Regions from separate parts of the Mus musculus genome. Here region 1 is linked to region 2. Evidence: chromatin loops called from intact Hi-C (ENCODE). Cell type or tissue: left cerebral cortex. All regions are shown on one strand.

Evidence for each region. Hi-C counts contacts between places; a loop is a spot of excess contacts. Peaks named below come from ENCODE experiments on the same cell type or tissue, not always from the same donor. Only the 100,000 strongest peaks of a DNase experiment are listed, where the experiment ranks them.
Region 1: a loop joins it to region 2, with 2.6 times the contacts of the local background. A loop is called at or near these places in 1 of 42 quality-filtered maps.

The regions. Positions count from the first base shown.
Region 1 is chrX:166,533,744-166,536,243 of GRCm38, forward strand. It overlaps Egfl6 (EGF-like-domain, multiple 6), which reads right to left. Exons shown (of 12, transcript NM_019397.3): 9 at 2,457-2,500. Among named protein-coding and RNA genes, the nearest start is that of Tceanc, 25 kb to the left of the region's middle. In left cerebral cortex, no CTCF peak of the experiment used is centred here; no DNase peak of the experiment used is centred here.
Region 2 is chrX:166,619,684-166,622,183 of GRCm38, forward strand. No RefSeq gene overlaps it. Among named protein-coding and RNA genes, the nearest start is that of Egfl6, 35 kb to the left of the region's middle. In left cerebral cortex, no CTCF peak of the experiment used is centred here; DNase peaks (open chromatin) are centred at 1,417 and 2,143; H3K27ac peaks cover 659 bases.

The DNA.
Region 1 (2,500 bases), 86 kb before region 2:
TCATGTCGGTTTGAGGGATTCAGCTGCTTATGCCAAAGGATCAATGATCAGAAAGAGGATAAGCAGCCCCCCTTTCTCTCCCCAACTGGCCGAAACTCATCACCACGCAGATCAGAATGGTTGCCAACTTACAGAGCTCTGCTTGCCACTGCCCCCAGCATGCTGGGATTAGCATTCTGTGCGCTCTCTTGATAGGCCATCCTTTGTTTTGGTTTGGTTTGGTTTGCTTGCTTGTTTTTGGAGACAAGGTTATTCTGTGTAGCCTTAGCTACCCTGGAATTGACTCTGTAGGCTAGACTGGCCTCAAACTCACTCAAACTCAAGATTTACTTGCCTCTGTCTCCGGAGTGCTGAGATTAAAGGTGTGCGCCACCCCTGGCCTAGCTCCTTAATTTTTTTTTTTTTTTTTTTTGAGGCAGGGTTTCTCTGTATAGCTCTGGCTGGCCTCGAACTCACTTTGTAGACCAGGCTGGCCTCGAACTCAGAAATCTGCCTGCCTCTGCCTCCCGAGTGCTGGGACTAAAGGTGTGCGCCACCACGCCCGGCCTTAAATTTTTTTTTAAATTACATTTTAACTATGCATTGGACAGTTTGTGGAAGTCAGCTCGGTCCTTCCCCCATGTGGTTCTTGGGCATCTAAATCAGGTCATCAGACTTGGTGGCAGGTACTTTTTACCTTCTGAGCCATCTTGCTGGGCCAGATGCTGGTTTTTGTTAGTGTGTTTGTTTGACTCATCTCAATTTGCCAAATGTTTTTTTTTCCTCCACAAACATCATGTCATTTAATTTGATTATCAAAAATATCTATCATTGGACCTTCAATAAACCTAAAATTCCTAGGTGATTTATCCAGGCTTCACAGACACTGAGTGCTAGGACTGAGCCTGAATTCTAAATCAAACTGAGACCTATATGACTGTCCAATTTATACAGGTTGAGTTTGGCTTTGAGATCGGACAGCATTAAAAGGAGATGGAATATCTTATCAGAGGCAATATGATGGAGATCTTAAAGGGAAAGAGGCTTTCTTTCAAAACTTGGAGAGGGGCTTCATTAAGAGAGATGGCCTAAAGTAAAGCGATAACCTACAGGAAAAGAAACCCCGCTGCCGCTGGAACATGAGGGTGGGATGTCCAGAAGAGAAAAGGACTTTAGAACAACTCCTGCACAAAAAAACCCGGCACATTCTGGCTTTTATAAGTTTTTTTTGACATTATCACTGATGAGGTGGGACCTCTCAGGGATAAAGTTATTTTCACTCGCTCATACTTCCTTAAAGTAAGCCAAATAAACCCATTGTTCCACCAACTTGCATAGAATGGTTGCTTTGGCCTGTCATTAGTGCCACATCTAGAGTGAATAAATGTCTGCTTATTCATGTCTCCCCAGGAAAAGGAGCACAGCACTGGTTCTGTGTGCCATGACATAGTGAGTTTTCTCTTGGCTGTTTATGATTGAGGCAGTAATTTCAACAAACGAAAGATGATACAGGAGAGAGTGGGTGAGCACAGACTCACCGGCTGCTTTTCTCTCTCTCCCAGGGGTTGATAAGAAAGTATGCTCTGCTTCTCGAAGTCCCTCCCCCTCATAGCTACAAGGTAAGTTTATATAGTACTATCTAGTGCCTGTCTCCGTGCAGGCATGTAGGCCAGCCCAAGCTAGATCACATGGTATGAAGGCTTAACTCTTTGAATCCCATTTGCTCTCCAGGTTTAAAGAGAAGGCTCTCTCTTCCTTCCTGTTAGGGCTCCTGGTGGCCATCTTGCTATTTATCTCCTCAGCTGAACCATCTCTTTCCCAGCTTTGGAGCATCATCTCCTAACAAAGGTCTTCCTGAAGGGTGATCTCATTTTAGCTCCTTCCCAGGAGCTCGCTACTGTTTTACATTATAAAATGCTTAGAAAAAAAAAGCCATAGTTACCGGAATGGGGAGTTTCCAGAAAGGAGCCAAATCTACACAGAACATTCTACAAAGGCTACTTGAATTTCAGTGACTGCAGAAGGGGTTGGAATGTTGCAGATTGAGAGCCAAATTATTTTGAGCTAAATTTTATTAATAGCCATTCGTTGCCTACCTCTATGTCTGACCTGAAATCTTTGTGACTACTGGGTAAATCTTTCTGGGGTGTATTTCATTTAGCAGACTCCTAGATTCCACAAGCCCCAAAGTTAAACATGCCATCAGAAAGCGGGGGGGGGGGGCTATAGCAGAGGTTTCCCCCACTTTGCTGGAACCTATCAACCTGGCATTTTCATTAATGCATTTGAAAAAAATGATTTGATTTATGACCCTCTTTGTTCTTTGTCATAAAGCTCTAGGGAACTGCTACTACATTGGAACATGATGTTTGAGGTACCTGAAATCTGTCTTCCTAGGACATGATCACTCCATTTATTCTCTTTGAGATGAGAGCTGTTATTATTATTATTATTATTACTAAATGTTATATCATTACCTTTGTGCTTCAGTTTGGAATTTAGCTCTTTTCTTTGGACGTAG
Region 2 (2,500 bases):
AACCGAAGTAAGACCTAGAGAGGGGTATGGATTAAGCTTGGTCGGTCAGAAAGGGAACAAGGATTATATTAGGGACAATGCCCACGGGAGAAAATATAGACAATGTTAGGCAATGCTGGAGTGGAAGTGTGTGAAGGACAGAAGGGAGGAAGGTTGCTTGGAGCATCCTAGAATACAACCAAGAAGGGTGGCAGAGTGGCCTGAGTATTTTGGTCTCAGAGTCCACCGTCAGAAGAAAAGTAATTTCTCTTAACAGTGGATCTCTTAAATCATGTCCCAACTCAATCAGCAGCAGGAAAAGTGACTTGGGTGTACACATTTTGATAGATTGCAGAGACAGCCACCAGGCCCCTGGGTTACTAATGTTTTCTATAGCTAGAGGTGTCTAAGATACATCCAGATGATGGTCATAGGCCAGGCCAGACATTTTTCTTATGCCTTTTTGCTTAGGAATCACCCATTTCCATTTGAGATCACATTCAGAGTTGATGTACAAGTCAGTCCGTCTCAAGACTGAGGAGATGGCTTAATTGGCCAAATAGGCGCTTCTTGGGCATGAGGACTGGATTTTGGATCCCTAGCACCCATTTGAAAAGCTGGGCATGCCTGGAAGGCCAGCCCGAAGGAGGAGGAATGATGATTCCTAGAGCTTGCTGGCAGCCTGTCTCGATGCATAGGTGAACTTCAGGTCCAGTGAGAGGCCCTGGCTCAAAAAACAAAAACATTAAGGTGGATGTATTTTGTGGCCCTTACTTTTGCAGGGGAGAGAAAAGGGAAGGGAGAGAGGGAGGGAAGGAGAGAGACACAGACAGAGACAGAGAGACAGAGTGCAAAACATCAGTACATTAGGTATTGATAATATCCAGCAGAAACCGAGAGAGGAAATGCACAGATGGAGTTCTAAGCTGGGAGAGTTCAGGGCAACAGATGGAGATAACACCATCAAATGGGGTGCTCACTGCATGGAGCAAACAATCACCTGGAGAGTTTGAGGCAGTCAGCTGATGCTGCTGACGGAGCTTTTGCTTCATGGATGAACTTCCGGGTTTCATTTTCCACTGAAGGCACGTTTGGACTGTGGGATAAGCCACGGGAATGCCTGTTGGACACAGTTGCCTTTTAGCTAGTCTCAAGGACACTGTTTTCCTTCAGGCGGTTTTGCTGTTCTCTTCCTGAAACCATTTAGGAGTTCAGAGCAGGTTCATTCTCTGCTACTTAATGAGCGAAAAGGCAGGAAAAGTTTGCGAGGCAAGCAAACCCAACGTTTATTCAAGGAGATCAATTTGACTAGAGTTTAAAAGAAAACCACAGGGCAGGGAAGCTGTAAATCTCAGCAGCCAACTTGGAGGAGGAGAACAAAGAGGAGAAGGGAAAGTGCCATGCAGTTTGGGTTAGGCCTGCATGGAGGTCAGCCTCAGGGTGAACCAGCAGCCACTTGGCAGGGAGGGAAGCTTTAGAGAAAGAGTGAAAAAAAGCAGACTTAGCTCAGACTTAGGCTCTGGGCAGCCTGGAAAAGAGAGACACACAGAGAGACAGAGAGAGACACAGAGAGAAATAGTTACGACCCACCTGAACATCCGGGCGGATCATAAGGACTGTGATGGGGGAGGAAATTCTGGGAAGTAAAAGTTCATTGTCTCATTAAAGCCGTAATTATTGCACTTATCTCTTCCTCGAGGCTTACGGAGCCTGCCTTTCTGAGGGGCGTTTCCGTAATCAGGTGATTTATTGTCCTCACTGGATTAAGTTGTTTCTATTTCCACTCAAGTCAGACATTTCATTTTCTTGACCAAAAGGAACCAGTTTTTCCCTTAACTGGTCTTTATTGTTTCTGTATCATTCTCTCCCTATCAGAAAGTGGGCTGGGGGCGGGGGGGGGGGGCGGCGGCACGGGACTCAGCCCTAGACCTTGGATGAAATATGGCTTAAGTATGGCGAAAGGCCAGGGCCAAACAAAAACCAAAACCAACCCTCCCCCAACCAACCAACCAAAGATGGTGATGCTGTGACAAGCTAATGATGGAATGCTGAAACTGGATTGCAGTCCAAGGCTGCAAATGTGTATGAGGAAAATAGCAGACCCAGTGGGGAGGGGAAATCCCTCATCTCTGTTCATTGTCTTCGGAGTCTATTCAAGGATTGAGAACTGGGGCAGAGCTGTGCTGCTCCCACAAAATCTGGCCCAGTTCTTCTGAATGAGAACGCTGCATTTGCATACATTTGGCCTAGAGTTTGTCTACTATTTCATGCTTTGTTCTCATTTGTCTTAGAAGTGGATTTAGAAAGTCAAGTGCATTCAAGGGAGCGGATGGCAAAATCCACCTGTGAAATGAACCCTGGGAGAGATGGAATTGTTGCTTGCATATGAACTGTCAGGCTTGTCCCCACACAGCTTCCTGGCTGTCTGTAACAGTGACTCTCAGGAGCCACTTACGAAATGCCACCAGCTTCTTAGCCCTCAGAATTTCCACCAAAGTTTCAACACACAGCCTTTATCTTC